2 separate regions of the Mus musculus genome follow, and region 2 is linked to region 1. Evidence: chromatin loops called from intact Hi-C (ENCODE). Cell type or tissue: left cerebral cortex. All regions are shown on one strand. Each heading gives the region's core, and the rest is flanking DNA. Links, peaks and the distances in the headings are about the cores only. Region 1 holds the start of Tns2 (tensin 2). Region 2 overlaps Pcbp2 (poly(rC) binding protein 2).

Evidence for each region. A loop is a pair of places that touch in the nucleus more often than their neighbours do. Peaks named below come from ENCODE experiments on the same cell type or tissue, not always from the same donor. Only the 100,000 strongest peaks of a DNase experiment are listed, where the experiment ranks them.
Region 2: a loop joins it to region 1, with 3 times the contacts of the local background. A loop is called at or near these places in 7 of 42 quality-filtered maps.

What each region holds. Positions count from the first base shown.
Region 1 is chr15:102,096,455-102,105,786 of GRCm38, reverse strand. It overlaps Eif4b (eukaryotic translation initiation factor 4B), which reads right to left. Exons shown (of 15, transcript NM_145625.3): 15 at 8,614-9,332. Tns2 (tensin 2) reads right to left here and starts at 2,853. Exons shown (of 29, transcript NM_153533.3): 1 at 2,626-2,853; 2 at 1,149-1,257; 3 at 411-448. The coding sequence starts at 2,700. In left cerebral cortex, for the core only: CTCF peaks have their summits at 4,226 and 5,198 (motif pointing right); DNase peaks (open chromatin) are centred at 5,113, 5,537, 5,772, 6,127 and 3 more places; H3K4me3 peaks cover 4,272 bases; H3K27ac peaks cover 5,925 bases.
Region 2 is chr15:102,480,423-102,488,422 of GRCm38, reverse strand. Pcbp2 (poly(rC) binding protein 2) reads right to left here. Exons shown (of 15, transcript NM_001103165.1): 7 at 5,135-5,263; 8 at 4,183-4,257; 9 at 2,383-2,475; 10 at 1,294-1,335; 11 at 146-218. Among named protein-coding and RNA genes, the nearest start is that of Pcbp2, 14 kb to the right of the region's middle. In left cerebral cortex, for the core only: no CTCF peak of the experiment used is centred there; no DNase peak of the experiment used is centred there.

The DNA.
Region 1 (9,332 bases), core at 627-8,626:
AGCTTTCACTACCCAGGATGAGACCAACGCAGGCATCCTGAGGACCCTTTCCTCAGAGGGAAGGCACCTCCCATCAGGGTGCCTGGTCTCTGAAATCTTGCTCCCTCTCTATCCACCCCGCCCTTCCTCCCCCCGCAGCCACCCCCCCTCATCCTCTCGCCAGCTGCAGCCTGGGCACAGCACCAAGACAAACGCTGTCTCACTGTCCACCCTCCTGGGCCAACCCTCCAGGGGTGGAGTAGGGTGTTTCTTAAAGAGCCCAACACAACACCCCTGCCACCCAGGAAGGGGTGTCCAGGAGTGAGTGACAGGGGACAGGGTGACATGGTGGCCCATGCCAGTGAGGCTGAAGATGCCTGTCTGGACAGGGAAAGACACCATCTCCCCATTAGATAGAACCACATACTCACCTTTGCTTCACATTTTCTGTGTGTGGCCACCTTGCAGACTAGAGAGAGAAAGGGTAGAGGTTAGCAGAGGCTTACGGGAATAGTCAAAATAACTGTGCTCCAGCCCCACAGGCCTTAGAAGCCAGCTCTGGGACCCTGGTACACTAGGTTACTAGGAGTTGAAGAACAGAGCTGGTTATCAACAGGTTCTGCTCTGGAGTAAGGGAAGAGGGCCGGGGGTTGGGGTCTAGGATGAATAGAGGTGAGGAGGGGAAAGAGGAAGAGGAGGAAGAACAGTAGGAGGAAGAAGAGGAGGAAGAAGAAAAGGATGAGGAAGAAGAAGAGGAACAGGAAGATGAGGAGGAAGAGAAAGGGGAGGAAGAGGAAAAAGAGGAGGAGGCAGAAGAGGAAAAAGAGGAGGAGGAAGAAGAGGAAAAAGAGGAGGAAGAAGAGGAAAAAGAGAAGGAAGAGGAAGAGGAAGAAGAGGAAAAGGAGGAGGAAAAGGAAAAAGGAGGAAAAAGAAGAGGAGGAAGAAGAAAAAGAGGAGGAGGAAGAAGAAGAGGAGGAGGAGCAAGAGGAAGGGAAGACCCTAGTCACAGGTAAGGATGGGAAGGTGGTAGAGTCACAAATCTCCTGGGCTGTGGCAAGGTGGGTGTCAAGAAGAGTGAGGGCATTTGTTTCTGAATTTGCCTGTCTCTAGAGCCTGAGCCACACAGAAGTGCTGCCTGGAGGGCTCAGGCACCAAGAGCACCACCTCACCTCGGCAGGAGACACCGGTCCCATCGATGGTCACCTTACACACTGCACACACTGGAGTTTTCTTCCGGAAAACCTTCTCCCGGAAGCTGTGTGGTTCTGCTTTCCTCGGCTGCGGGTGGGATGACAGACAAATAGGGGTATGTGTTCCTAGTGGGCTCATCTCCAAGGCTGGGCAGGGACCTTTCCTTAGAGCGATGCTGCTTCCCTCTCTTCCAGCCAAAAGTCTGTGAACTCTAAGGCACACTTGGCCACAGCTGTTTCAGGGTAGTCATGAGGCCTGTCCTCTACAGGGCTTGGAATGTGACCCCTTGCGTCACCTTGGCTGGGTCAACTCCTCCCTAAGGGTTCACTCAGGACTTCTCACGTGGCGGAGCTATGTGATGTCCTTGTCACACACACCCCCACTTCCAATGTGAGGGCTTTCTGAATCTTGGCAGAGTGGGGGGTCTGACTCTCCTCCCATCTTGCCCTCCCCACAAGAGGCTTGTATACTGTGAGCTGACGGCCAGGACACACAAGCACTATCACATAATACCCAGACTGACTGCAGCCAGTTCTGAGCCCCTGGCTCTCAGTGTCCCCAAGCTCCAGGCAGCTAATATGACCCCCTCCCCCACGGTCAGAACAACATGTTTACTCTCTGTGCACTGAGGCGGCAGGCAGCAATTGTCTAAGACGTTCGCTCGGAAGGAGGAATAGCAGTGGGGACACACAGGCAGCTGCCTCGCTGCCTCTGCATGTTATGACAGGGGTGGCCAGGTTCTCCGGATGCCCCCTCCCCACCCAGAGGTAGTGAGGTCAGTGGCTGGCTGGGCTGCCACCAGTTGTCCAGGTCCCCCTTAGTCCCTACTCACTGCAAGTTTTCACTGCAGTTCTGACCCCTCCCACCCCAGTTCATCCCTCCTATCTAGAGTCTGTGGACAATCTCCCTCACTCCTCCCACCACTCCACTGCACATTCTTCACCGCTGTGTGTTCAAGCTCCCGCTGTCCCCTCCTCTCCCTGGATCTGCCCACCGTAGTGTGAAGAGGAGAATAACATGGGAGCAGCGTTGGTCCCTTAACGACTGGGGGCGAGACCCACCAGGACACTTGGACGCACTTGTGGATGATGACGTCGTGTGCAGATGACGTCAGTAGAAGGCACCCTCCCTTCCCTCATTGCCTTCTTCCCATACCTTTTCCCTCAAGCTTCCCCCGGAGGTCAGGGCTTGAGCTCTTAGCTGAACCCTCGGGGCCTATCCAGGCTCAAGCCAGGAAATACACAGAGAAGTCAAAACAGATGCTAGAATCACACTGCTACCCTACCCTAGCCACCTCAGGGGGTCAGGCGAAAGAAAGAGGAGGGGGATGCTGAGCCAGCCAGGAGAAGAGGCTGAAACTAGGAAGAGGGTCTGGTCTGGCCTGAATCCTGGCCCTCCCGCCTTGTCCGCACCTCCACCCTGCCCCACCTTTGCCCAGCTGGTGGGCACTCCTACCCTGCTGGTGGCCCGGCTGCTGTCCCTCCTCCCCAGGGCTCTGAGCAACCTTTCCACAGGGCCGCTGGACTTCATGGTGTCTGGCTGGCTGGACTCTTGGCTGCAGGGCCTGAACAATGCTGGGGCCTGGCCTGGGGCTTCCTGGAAGCAGCCTGCCGAGGCAGCCGCTTCCCTTGGGTGGAGGGGAGGCTGTCTGGCTGGTGTGTGGAGAAGCCTGGCCCTGGAAGTGGAGGGAAGTGCAGGCGGGAAGGGGGCAGGTCGCTGCTCCAGGAAGTGGGGTGGGGGAGGATGTGGGGGAGGCCAGGAGATCAGATTCCCAGGATCTACCCTGCTGGGAGTGTCAGCCTAAGATCTCTGGCTCTCCCCATCTCTGGAGCTGCCTCCCACCCAGTGGGCCACTGTGTGCAGGGGGTCTGCAGTCCTGAGATCCAGCCCTGGAATCAGCCAGTGGCACAGGGTGGGAATTCAGGTCTCAGGGCAGGGCTCAAGGGCCAGTGGAGAACACTGTGTCCCCGGCCAGTCTCTAGCCTGAACCCTCATGCTCCCTTGGGATTTCCTGTGGGAAGGGAGTGTTGCTGGGAACCAGTACCCCTGACAGCCCAGCACTCCACATCCTCAGGGTGAAAGAAAGTTAGGGATGAGGGCTAACTTCCCTGTCAGACGGGAGAAGGATCTTATAGTACCCTCCTCAACGCCAAGTTCCAGCGGGAAGGGCTAAGGGCTTACAGGAATGGTCCATCTTGCTGTAACCCAAAGCACTGGAGGTTCCTCCTGAACACCCCAGCTGCTCCTCTCCAGATACAACCCACAGTTCCTGGCTTAGCTCCCAGATCCTGCACCTGAGGTTCTACTGGGGACCCCACCCGCCCACCAGAATCTGAGCGCTACCTTCATGGCTCTTCTGGCCTGTCTCTCCTTCCTCTGTGGCTGTCACTGGACCCGAGGACTGGACAGGAGGCCCCCTCCCAACACATACTCCACCCTCTCTAGGGCCTCCTGCTTCCCTCCTGGGAATAGGGCCAACTTCCTGTCCCAGGAGTCAAGGGAAGGAGGTGTATGGGGCCCTTGGAAAGGATGGAACAACCTTCCTACAACAAGGGTCAACAGCCTGGGGGTTCCCAGCCCAAGCTCTAGACAGCAGCCTTTGGAATGCTGTAGCTAGCTGTCATTTGAAAGAATGTACACCGTGTCACCCTCATTTGCATGGTATTTACTGAATGTCCCAGTGCAACTCCTCCAGTTCTGGCACCTCTTGCAGGGTCCCACAGGACTCTCCTCTTTCTGCCTCACGCCCATCTGACAGATGAAGGGCTGCTCTAGTCCTCCCCAGGGATCCTTCAGAAGACCTGTCAGACTGAAGAGTCTGAGGCCTCTTCCCGCTGCATGCCTGTTCTCTAGGAAGCCCATCGTTGCCAGTGTACCCTGGCTAGAAGGCCCTGTGAGTGGCAAGGGGTGGGGCACCGTGCTGTAACTGGAGAGGGCCCCTGGCTCTGCAATCCCCACCTGAGTTCTGGCTGTGTCCCAGGACATTCCAGGCCGATGGCCAGGTGGGCAACCGGGGCTGTCCTGATTCCGCACCCAGCCCTGCTGGGGAAGATGGATCACTGCAGCGCCTCCCCTGATCAATTTTTTTTCCCCTCTGCTCCTATGGTACATGGGCCTACATCTGCAACCTCTGGTGGGACTGAAAGTCTTTTCCTCTGGAACAGGTTCCCAAACAGCCTCTGCCCTCACTGAACTTACACTGCCCACCTAGATCTAGAAAGTTAAGTGTCTAGTTGGCTCTGCGCGTCCCCACCGCAGGGAGTGTGGAGTATTTCTGAAAGTAGCTGAGGGCAAACAGTGCCTGAGGAATGGCAGCATTACCAGATCCTCACCTCCCACCTCCTGCCTGGAATATTCCAGAGCTCTTTTGATTCTCCCCAGCCGGGCCCCCTCTCACTCTGAAGCCTTGGGTTTGTTTGGAGAAACCCCTCCACCCACCCACACACCCCTCCTTCCTGGAAATAGCTGTGGTTGGATGAGAGGCCCGGAGCCGGGCCACAGAGGAGTGAGGCCCAGTAAAGGAGGGAGGGGAAGGGAGGTAGGATTCAAGGGTGTGTCTAGAGGGACCTAGGGGGTATCTAGGTAGGGCAGAAGTAGAAAAGGGTTAAAAGGAGAAATCAGCTTCATCTGTGTCTGCATTCTGCCTCAGTGTCTCAGATAGAGAAAACAGAGAGGAAAAAGTTTGCATGCACTCTGCCAGGCCAGGGCCGCAACATTGATGCCAGCTGCCGCGGGCATCTTGTGTTCAAAGTGCGCTTGTGGCTCGAGCTAGAGAGGTACGCAGAGAGTGGCCTGAGCCAACAGTAGTGCACAGTGGGACGCAGGAAGGCGTGGCGGCCTGAGCTAGGTCCACAGCCGCGCCCCGCCCCCTGGTCACCTCTAGTATCTTCAACTGTCCCCTAGCTCACCGAGACCCGGAGGGGAGGGCACGGGCCGCGCCCAATGCTCCCGGACCCCCAGTGGCTCCGCGCCCCCTGGTGCCCGTCCCTGGCTCGGACCGCGCGCTGTGACGCAGAGGGCCGACGCTCGCCCGCGCTCCCGTCCAGCGTGGCGCAGCCACTCACCTGTGGGGGGCGCCCAGAGGGCCGGGGGCGCGGCGAACTGGGGCAGCAGCAGGGGGCGCCCCCGGACCAGCCCATCCCGCCTAGCCGCGCCGCGATACGCGGAGGCGGCGGCGGCGGCAGCGGCGGCGGGACGGGCGCTCAGCTGGCTCCCTCCCGCCGCGCCCTGCGCCGGCTGCCTCCTCCCGCCCTCCGGCTCCCTCCTTCTTCCTGGGCTCCAATCGCCACCTTCCACCCGCTCCCCGCCCGCGCCTCCTCCTTTCTCCCTCTTCTCCTCCCACTGTCCTCCGTGCGCGCCGAGGCAGGCTCCGGCTGAGACTCGCAGACGGAGCGGCAGCCAGAGCCCGAGTGGGATCGCACGTGGGAGGACAGCCCCGGGAAGCCTCAGGCCGAGAGTCTGCAGAGGGCCACAGGCACCCGAGGAGAGGCCAGAGGGACAGGGCAGGGAGAAACGCGTGAGCCACATAGACTTCTAAAGGAAGGTGGATGCAGAGGCCTCTATACTCATCCAAGTCCGAACTAGGCCTGGCATGGTTGGGGCACCAGATTTAGACACCTAAAGTTGCTGGTGTCCCAGGTCTTAATGCTTCCTGGAGCTTTCTGTCACTTCTCTCAAATGACTCAGAGCTGAGAACCCACAGCAGATTCAAGATTCCTGACACTCAACTGCTTAAGTCATCGCGCCGGTGTCCTTAGGTCTTCTCAGTGGAAGTTCTTTTGATGGTGTAACCTCATTCCATTCTTTTAAAATCTGATATTGGATAGGAACGTCTGGAATTAAGCTAGGGACCATGGTATTAGTTTGAGTTGTGTCACTTGGAGAAGTTGAGAGTAGGGATGTGGTCCTAGAATCTTAGAACCTGTTGTAATTCCCTGTTCCCAGCGTTCCTTAGCAGATCCTAAACTGTTCTGTCTGCTGTTACCCACCCCGCTGGAATTTCCATGATGGAAATTGATGGAGCCATGCATCTCAATGCTGAGAAGTGGGAAGTGCGGAGAGTTCAGTGCCAGGGTAGGTGCTCAAAGCAGTACTGTCTGCTCAAGCCCTCTGGGCCTGCCTGCCTGTCCCATCTCTCAGCAGAGTTCTGTGCTCATCCTTCATCCTGTTCTGGCAAAGGCTAGGCTTGGCCGGTCTGGTTCTGATTAATGAAGAACGGAGCACCCGATTTCAATCTGGCAGCCAGGAAGCATGGCTGGTGGATCTTACTGTTCAGTGGGCACTTTTAAAGCAGCCAGCATCTCAGGGGACTAGAGGAAGAGCTGGAGAGACACTAGGGAGGGAATGGCTCCACTGGCGGTGAAGTGAGAGTTGGAGGGAGAGAGAGGCAGGGATTGTAGGAGGCTCATGGGAAAGAGCAAGGCTGAAGGTTGTGCTGTGTATTCTGGCAAGATTAGATTATGTAATTAGCATGGTATATGAAAATGTTTGTTTAATGCCTGCAGCTAGCTCTTTTAACACCCAGCCCTTCCCAGCATATCCTGGGCTTTGGCTGGGTGCTAGGATATAACCTCTGGATGTAGCTTTTAATCTCTGAAGTCACCAATGAGTGAGCTAGATTGATTGGATCGCAAAGGTAGATGGGACTATAACTTCACATCAGGCTGGTATCCTCCCCTGCCTAAGCAGTCATTAGGACAAACTTGAAAGGTTCCTAGGAATTGGGGGGTGGGGGGGGGGGGGAGAGTCACCAGATGTGTAGCTGGATCCTCAGCTCAGGTTTGATCACTGCTCTTCAGGTACTGATTGAGGGAAGGGAAATCTAAAGCAGGATGCTTGTTGGTGATAGGGTAAAAGTGGGTGCTGGGAGCCAGGCACTGATTGCCGGCTCAGCAGCAGGGAAAGGGGAGAGGGAGAAAACCAGACGCTATGGATAAAGGTGGACACCTACTGCCTTCCCTCCACAAGCATGTTCTTACCTTGACTATGCAGAAAGAAGTCCATCTCGGTTCTGAAGGAAGAACTCCCTCTTCCACAGCCTGAGATCTCATGCCCATAACTGATAACTTAATTTCTTGAGGTGGATCTTGAGAGTCTTGGGCTCTCCCGACTGGAAGAGCACTGGGCTCTAGGAACCAGGAGCAGTGTGGGGTAAGGGGCAGCACTAGCTTCAGAGGCAGACCTCTTGGCAGAGGACAGAGCAAGCATTGTCCAACCAGGAGGTTGCTGCTGCAGCTGGGCGGGAACAGAATTCTCTTCCAAACTTTGTTTAGTGGGGGCGGGAAAGCAAGTCCCCTTCACTTGTAGCCCCGGGGGTTAATGGTTGCTGAGAAACGGAGCTTATTTGTCAATTGTTGCTTCCCAGAAGCAGATGTGGAGCTCAGCCACTTCCTTAGAGTCCATGCTTGGAGCTAGTGAGGCACTTGAGGTGACACTTAACACTTCACTGCCTTGGATTCCAGAGCATGGTGCCTGGTTCTGTTAGGAGAAACTAGTCTGTGGCCTGGAGTGTACCCAGCCCAGAACCAAGTGTGTCATATAAATGTCCTGTTGGCATTCTGTCAGCTGAGATGGGCAGTGAGGACTGACTAGTCTTGTCTTTACACATAGGAGGCTCCATACAGTTAAGCAGTTGTGGTCATGCTATATATATAGCCTTGCTTTTTTAGAGGATCCTCCTGGAACAGACATGACCATCTTTCTCTTCTTTGTGTCTTTGTTTCCCCTTTCCCAGATGTTGGCTGCTCCCAGCCCATGATCATTGGTCTCCTGGGACTAGCTTCTGGAGCAAAGCCTGGGAAACCTTTCACACTGAAAAGCTCCCAATGCCTAGCCATTCATGGATCCCAGACCAGCTCTGCCAGTTTTGGCTTTGTTAGGAAATAGAAAAGCAATGGCCAGGCAATGGAGAGTCAGTTCCAAGACAGCCAGGGGTGCAGAGAAACCTTTCCTCAATAAAAAACAAAACACCCCAACCAATCAATCAAACCAAACCCAACCCTAGACAAGCAGCTGCTTTTAGTTGCATCATCCCCATCTTGGATACAAGTCCCTCAAATGTGTTCCAGTTCCTCGTGACTCTAGAGGTTGTCTCTATCCTAACTCATTTTCCTGTTTTCAGCGATGACCAGCTTTGAAAAGCTCCCTTAAGTCTGAAATATCTCTTGAGGTGGTTCCCTGTATCAGTGCCCAACAGCTTGCTAGGCAAGCCCACCACGTGGCTTCATGGACTGCAAGGAGGCAAACACTGGGGGTTGGAGTAAGTCAACCAGGACGGCGAACCCTGCCTGGGCTCCATGCACAGAGGTCCATCTCCACTGTTGGTGAGCCTACCCACTGTCCTGCAACAGCTCACATACTGCTGTGCGAAACGGAAGGAAGGGGTGGGGAAAGGAGAGGCATGGGGGGGGGGGGGGAAAGAGCGATAAACTGCAACATTAACCATCAACTTTAAAGACTGGATTTATTTGGAGAAAAACAAAAAAACCCTCAACCCAAAGGATGGGATTTTACATCTCAAGACATCTCCCAAGTAATGTCTACAGATTACAAATCATTTTCATAGAAGATATTTTTGTACAAATTTTACATGTATTCAGGAGCGGGACATAAGTCAACCCCTGTTTTTATTTTAACAGAGGAGCAAAGTAGGAGAGTGGGACAAAACAGCTGTCTTCGGATGCAACTATCTGGAAGGGAAATAGACATGAAGAGGGCAAACTACCTTCTCATTGTCTACAACAATGGTTTAAAAAAACCCATTCAACTGTGGGTATCTGCAAAAGCCCACTTCCTAGCTACTAGCCAATCAAATCCACCGGAGAAGCGATTTGCTGTGCCTACTGCTGCAGCACGGGACATCAGTGCTCCTGCACAGCAGGCCTAGGACCAAGGTATCCTCTGTCTGCAGGTACCTGACTACCCACAACAGGGAGGCTCGCCATCTTTGGAGCTGACCCCTACAAAGGTGCACATCAAAGCAGACAGGTCAAGCTACAGTGTTGCAAGAGAAACCAGGACCTTGCTCAATCGTTCTTTGCATTATCCTTTATTCTTGAGGGGAGTAAAGAAGCCAACCCTCCTAAGCAGAAAACCAGTCAGGGTCACATACATTATAAACAAGCACCAGCGTGGGGCTCCAGTGAGGGAGATTTATAGAAACC
Region 2 (8,000 bases), core at 1-8,000, 380 kb before region 1:
ACCTCCTTTAGCCATAGTAGGTCAAGTTTAAACCAGCAGATGCTGGATGGTAATGAATTTTTTTTAACAGTTGACAAGCTGAGACCTTGGGACTGGCCTCTATCTTGTGCTACACCTTACAGAAATAACACTGAGTTATCCATACCACTGAATCCGGTGTTGCCATGGGTCATGGGAAAATGAGACTGTTGCATTGCCAACTGGTGCAGCTTGGTCAACTGCATGAAGGAAACAGGAGAGATCAGCATTAGAAGGGTAACCTAGTCAGAACTCAAGCACACTCAATATGTGAAAATGCACATGGCCCCTGATTCCCAAAGTTGAGTCTACTATTCCAAGTATAACATAGGATAAGAATGGGGCTTACAGTACAATCCAGAGGACAGGCAGAATATGACAGGTAAAAGTTAGAAATAGAAAGGATGTCAGTATACAAGAGATGAATGCATTTGGGTATGTGAAAAAGAAAGCAGTAATAGCAGCCCAACAACTATCCCCTGTGGACTGTTTAATGGAGGTATATATGCAGCCATTGCCAACGGTTGCCCCAGGGACAAGCACAGACAGGCTAGATAAACAAACTGTGCAGTGGTGCTAGGGAAGACACACCATGCAGGGTTCTACTAGTACTGGGAAAAGGGAAGGAGTTGAGGGGGGCAGGGAGACTGCAAGGAGGAGAGAAGATTAACAAGAAACCAAACTGGGCTTAGTCCCCAACAAGTATTTTTCCAATGATCTTATGTGTAATACACATAGATAATTGTCCTAACTGGTGATAAAATAATCCTTAATCGGTCTACTTCACACCTCTCCTAGGGGCTTCCACTAACCAAGAACTAATCAAAGTCTAATGTTTGGCACCTGAAAGGATTAGTAAAAATGAAAGAGGCATGCAAGAAAAAAAGACAAAACTCCAAATACTAGTACTTTTAAAAGTAAGAAGTTGTTAGTAAAGTTTGAATTGAGGTTCAATAATCAGTTTTCTAACCTTACTTATATAAATAAACCTTCAGCACCTAAAGGCTCCATCTTACCCAAAGAAATTACTTAAGGGAAGCACACTTCACTGACAGTTTGAATTGTGCCAAGATATTAATAACATATACCATGGATATATAATTTCTAGGGGTTTCACATTCAAAGGCTAACACATTGATACTGTGTGGTTCACCTTTTAAGCCACAACACCACCACAAAAGTTGAAGACCCAACTTACTCCTGCCTAAGGAGAAAAGATTCAGATAATTTTGGATGGAGAGGGAGTTTTTCAAAACAAATGAAATAAAAACTTACATCTGGCTGTGGAATGGCATACTGTCCTTGAATGGTATAGGCCTACAAAAGGAGGAAAACAGTTCCTATTAAAAACCAGTCATGGACAGCAACCCAATGTGGGGGAGTGGGGGAGACAAGTTTTCAACTAGCCAGGAAGCCAGAGTTGAACTAGAGAAAGGGAGTCCAGGGACTGAGGCAGTAGATGAAATCTCACAATGGTCAGAACTGAGCTGGCCTTCTTTGAGCCCCAAATACAGTATTAACTTTATTCCACGGGATCCTCTAAGGATATACAAATTCTCTTTAATTAAGGCAAAATATACATATTTGCTTTTTAACAAGAAAATGTGGAAAATGAAAGTAAAGCAATGCTTTGACTGACCAATCCCCTGCACCCTATATATTTAATACAAGATAGTAATCATACTAATATAAATGATTTGCATCTAGACAAACCTGCATGGCATGTATTCAAACATTGCCTATGAACTTAAGTGCACTAGATAGAAGCTAGCTAGGTCTCTAACACTAGGGACCTGACCACAGAAGCATTTGGGGGGGGGGTCAATTTGCTATATCCTGGTTTTGCCCACCCACCTGCATAAAAGGTACTTGCAGCTCCCACTATGCCCTCCTCCCCACAGCAGATTCTCCCAAAAAGGGAGCTTGGTCTTTTGGGCAATAGGAGGGAGTTGGGGGGAGGGGCAAGGAGAAAAGGAATAAAAGAACGGATGGGGAGAAAGGTGTAGCTGGTTACTTAAAACAATGTGAAGTCTCTCACATTACAATGCAGTGGTTATTACCCCCAAAAGCACACCCAGGTCGGGGTGGAAAGGTGAAAATGGGAAGGGAAGAGTGGGAGAGGGAAAAGAGGGATTGAACAACAACAACAAAAAAAAAAAGTTAAAAAAAAAAAAAAGTTGGTGTTACCATCTGGTGGGCTACGCGGCCTGTGTGAAATGAGGTGGGGAGGTCAGTCCAGGTCCCCGTGGACAGGTGGTGTCCACAGCACAAAAATCACCAGCGCCACTCGCCCCCCGTGTGTTGGCAGTCTCGGCTGAGGCGGAAGGATTGAGTGAGCCTTGGAGACTGAACATCCCCTCTCACCTCTAGAGGTGGTCCCTCCAGGTCAGGGTTGAGGCACATGGACGGGGTGGTGTGGGGAAAGCTCGCACTGTCGCTGCCTGTGCTGTACCTGTCCTGTGGATAAATAGAGGATTTCAGTCTCCAGGGCTGTCAATCCGGCACCTTGTCACCAGCATGAAATTCACACCAAAAAAAAAAAAAAAAGTTGCTTATTTTTTTTTTCTTGTTTCCTTTAAAAAGGAGCTCACAACACAGATTTGAAACGAGCTGTAATCAGTGAATTAAAAAAAAAAAGTTACCTAGAGGCAGATGACACTGCACAATTGGGTTATTTTCAGTAAAAGTGAGCTGATGCCAGGTCTTGGTCACTGTAGGATTAACTTGAACCCCTACAGAGCCCACTTTACAACAAAAGATACAGGTCCATCTCTGGACACTGTATGAACTGGTCTATTTATAAAAAGGTCCATGGGAATGACCCATAAGAGGGCAACTGATAGATAGAAGAAGCTGTAAGCTTTTAGAGGGCAGTTAACTGAATAAAGGGAGGGAGGGAGGGAGGGAAGCAAAGAGGTACAAAGGGAGAGGAGTGAGGTTTGGAATGAAGATAAGGAAGGACAGACTGTCGTGCGGAGGTTGATGGGTGACACAGCACTGAAGAACCTAGAGTTCCATGGGAAGAGGATGACTCCTGAGGCTAACCCTCCTGTCTACAATGACTGATTGAGCTGCTGCTTCTCTTGCCCCAATATTTATGACAGCTCTGACAAACCTGTTAAAACAAAGCTAATGCTAAAACAAAGATCTAACACATCTCAATATATAACACTGCAATATGACCACTTGTGAAAGCTCTCAGCAAGACATAAACTTCTTCACTTTCATTATATTTCAATAAAATGTGGAATTAACTCCAAGTTGATGCTTTCCCCTCTCAAATGGTTTTCAGACAAAATACAAATAAATATAACTAGTTAAGCATAGATGTTTTTAAATAGGGTAGGCCCTAGTTACAAAGATCACTATTTTAACCTGAATTTCAATACTTTAAAAACTGCTTTACCTATTATTACTCAAGAAAACACTAACCATGAAAATACACTATTATCATGACATTTATCAAGAAAACACTAACCATGAAAATACACTACTATTATCATGACATTTATCAATCTTCTCACACAACTCTAACTGTTAAAGGTAAACGAGGCATTGAGAGAATGCTCTGGTGTTCTCACACTACAGCCCAGTATGTTCCCGCATCCTATGCTTATCTTACTCCAGCTGATTTCAGTTACACCATGGGGTTTCAAACCAGTGTTTATAAGGTTAAGACTCTAGTGAAAAACAAACTGGATTTTGGGGGGGTAAAAGGGTAGGAGTAGGGGAGGTGAGGTGAAAGGGAGGGAAAATTTGTAGGACACTCAAATTCAGGACCTGATCCCATGTCCCCATGCCATTTGAAACCACCATCCAGAATTTCCAGAGGCCCAACTCCTTTGCTATCATTACTTAGACCTCCATCATTCCACACATACAGAAGCATAGACGGGATGGTCGATATCGGGAGAGAGGTAATAACACTGGAGTAATTTAACTCTAACCCAAACCACCAATTTCTCTTCTGAGTGTCTACAAAACTTCCGTTTTCTGCTAAAAATAAGGTCTTGGCATTCAAAATTTTCTTAAAAGCAAATCAAACTATGGCCAAAAGTACAAGTTTTCAGCAAGCATGCAAAGTAGCTTGGTGTGTTGCTGGCAAAGTTGATATTTATAATATAATCTTCGTTCATTCTAGCCCACCAATAAGGATTTTCTTACCTGACCACCTGCAAAGATGACTGGAGAACTGGAGGGCTTGGGCCGGTACGGGATGGTCACGCCCTTCGGGGGGGACTGGGAGAGAGTCAGAGGGGAAAAAAACAAAAAGAGATAAGGTTTCAAAGCTGCTTCAGCTGTGTGGCTATAGCACACACAGGTCAGTTAAATAAAAATTATTCTTTCCAGTTCCTTACTTATCAAGTTGTGCATGATTAGTTGTCTTTAAAAAGCAAGTAGGAAGGTTATGGATTATGTGGCTCATACTAATTCTCAATGAAGAGGCTTTGAAATAATTTTAATCCTGATTTCCAGACTTGAAAATAAATTTAATTCTCACACACACACACAATATGTGTAGATATACTTTAAGTGGTAATTTTTAGGACCTCACATTTTTGTTAATTAAGACATAAAGTCCCAAATGGTATGTTTATGGTCCAAAGACAAAAAAATCTTTCTTTATGATTCATATGGGGCCAACTCCATGTAACTCAAGATCTAATTTCCATCATTTTTTTGCTGCAGAATATATAGGACTTCATAATTCACTCAGAAATCCCATCATTGATACTTTTCCTATGATATAACTATTGTTTTGAATATATCCTGCTTCAAATGAAAAATAGAGAATGTATCAATGTCAAGAAATTCAAAAGGTAAGTTAGCTAACATTTCAAAAATCCCAAGTCCTTACAGTCTACCTTACTCTACCCACACTACTAGAACATTCTGAACTACAACACAACTGCTTTTTAACAGATCCTATTTTTGCTCACAGACTAAGATACATTAAAACTGGGAGAAAGAATGTATGAACTCAAGGAACCATTTTACCCACACCTATACTGATAAGCCTCTTAACAGCTTCAACTAATTCTAGTCTTACTAAATATAGATCAGCTCCCCTGTCCCCAGAATCACCCCCACCTCCAGCATGAGCCTGAGGGCTTACCTCCAACATGACCACGCAGATCTGTTTGACACACTCAATGATGGACTGCGGAATGCCAGCAATAGTGATTGCCCGCTCAGTTGAGTTGGGGAGCATATCCCCTGCCACCTGGACCTGAGCCCCTGTACTCTTTAGGGTAAAAGGAAATTAAACAAACAAAAAGAAATTTCAGAAAACCTGTTCTTCAATTCCTCCTTACACCAGCTTTAGAATATCAAGTTCAATAGAGCCTTATTTCCACCCTTTCTTTCTCATTTCCCATTCTTCCTTACTCCAGATATTACTGCTTATTAAAGTTAAAAATACAATACCTCTGAGAGACAAGAATAAATCTGAGTAACAGCCTACATTTAACCTGCACTCAGAAAAAAAGTCCCTTCTATACAATTTACTCTTACCGAGTAATGAAAGCTTTGTGGGTCAAACAAAATCCTCTTAACATCACCCATTCCACCAGGTAGTGGTGGCGCACGCCTTTAATCCCAGCACTTGGGAGGCAGAGGTAGGCTGATTTCTGAGTTTGAGGCCAGCCTGGTCTACAGAGTAAGTTCCAGGACAGCCAGGGCTATACAGAGAAACCCTGTCTCGAAAAACCAAACCAAAAAGAAAAAGAAAACAAAGCAAAAAACACCCGTTCATTTTTCTCTTATTGAGCAAATATTTTGTCAGGTACCATTCCAACCAAGTATTCATCAAAAGAAAATCTTACACTGGTGTTTACACTTACAATCTCATCACTGAAAAGGTGAAAGAGGAAAACCATCTAATATGTTTGTAACCAGTCTGGGATATAGTGAGAGACTATAATAAACTTAACTAAAGCTACCATCCCCCACACCAACAAACACATCTTCCTGGACCAAAACAACTAACAATCCTGAACAAAGACTTCAAAACATTCCAACTATTTTTGGAATCATTTAGTAACATTTCACTTAGACATGAAAAATGTCATGAGAGATGGCTCAGTGGTTAAGAGCACTGACTGCTCTTACAGAGATCCTGAGTTCAATTCCCAGCAACCACATGGTAGCTCACAATTATGTGTAATGGGATCTGATGCCCTCTTCTGGTGTGTCTGAAAAAAGCTTCAGTGTGTGTACTCATATACATTAGTAAGTAAATAATTGTACAAAGAAAAAAGGGGGGGGGGAGTATAGAGACTGTCTAAAAAAAAGAAAAAACATATCTAGGGAAATGCCAGATAGCTCAAGAGGTAAAAATACCTTACATTCAATCCCTGGGGGACTCACATGGTACAAAGAGAGAACCAAGACCTGCAAGTTGTTCTGACCAAGCAAGTATATACACAAACACACACAATGTAATAAATTGTTTCAGGCACGTATGCTGCACCTTCTTTAAATTACCAGTACTTAAGACGCAGAGGAAGGAGGATCTCTGCATTTACAACCAGCCTAGTCTACAAAAATAAGTATTAGGCAGAAAGGCTTCACAGTGAGTCCTACTCTGAAAATTTTAATTATTTTAAGGGGCTGGAAAAATGGTTAAGACCATTTGTTGCTATTGCTAGGGACCTGGATTAAGTTCCTACTACCAACATGGAGCTTAAAACCACCTATAACACCATCCAGGAGATCCATCTCTTTTCTGAATTCCACTAATGGCACATATATAGTACATACATACATACATACACACAGTAAGACTAAAAGCTTACAAATAAAATAATGCTATTAAATTCTTTAGGCTTATAGATGGCTCTGGATTTACAGTATATATTGTTCTTGTAGAAAAACTGAGTTCAGGGGCTGAGAGATGGTGGCTCTGCAGTTAAGACAACTGACTGCTCTTCCAGAGGTCCTGAGTCCAATTCCCAGCAATCACGTGGTAGCTCAAAGCATTTGTAATGAAATCTGATGTGTGTGTGTATGCATGTATGTATGTGTGTGTGTGTATATGTATGTATGTATGTATATATATATATATATATATATATATATATGTGTGTGTGTGTGTATATATATATTCTTTAAAAAAAAGAAAAGAAAAAAGCCTGAGTTCAATTCCAAGCACCCATAAAAGTTCACTCCCAACACATGAAAATTCTAGCACCAAGGGATCCAAAAACCCAACTCACATGCAAATAAATCTACAAGTGGCTCATGGCTTTAAACCCAGCACTCAGAAGGCAGGATGTTTTAAGTTCGAATCCAGCCTGGTCTACAGAGTGAGATCCAGAAGAGTCAGGGCTACAGAGAAACCCTGTCTCAAAAAAAAAAAAAATCAAAATAGACAACCAAATAAATCTACCAAAAAAAATAAATAAAAATTTTAGTGGTTCAGTAGGTAAAAACATTGAAACCCAATCTACCCATCAGAGTTAGATGCCAGTGAACCCACAGCCACATGTGCTTATAAGTAATTACAAGTAATGGGGAAAGGCATAAGAAAGATGGCTCAGCCTATAAAATGCTTATAGCACAAGAACCAAGAACACCCTTAAAAAGCTGGGGAAGAGCCGGGCGTGCACGCCTTTAATCCCAGCACTCGGGAGGCAGAGGCAGGCGGATTTCTGAGTTCGAGGCCAGCCTGGTCTACAGAGTGAGTTCCAGGACAGCCAGGGCTACACAGAGAAACCCTGTCTCGAAAAACCAAAAAAAAAAAAAAAAAAAGCTGGGGAGGGCATTTGCATTTGTGATCCTAAGACTTGAAGACAGACAAGAGAATCCCTGGGGGCTTTAGAGGATAAACTGGGGGTGGGTGGACACCACACACAAAAAAAACACCAAACAAACAAAAGTAAAAAAGGAACATATAAGCCAGGCAGTGGTGGCGCACACCTTTAATTCCAGCACTTGGGAGGCAGAGGCAGGCGGATTTCTAAATTCAAAGCCAGCCTGGT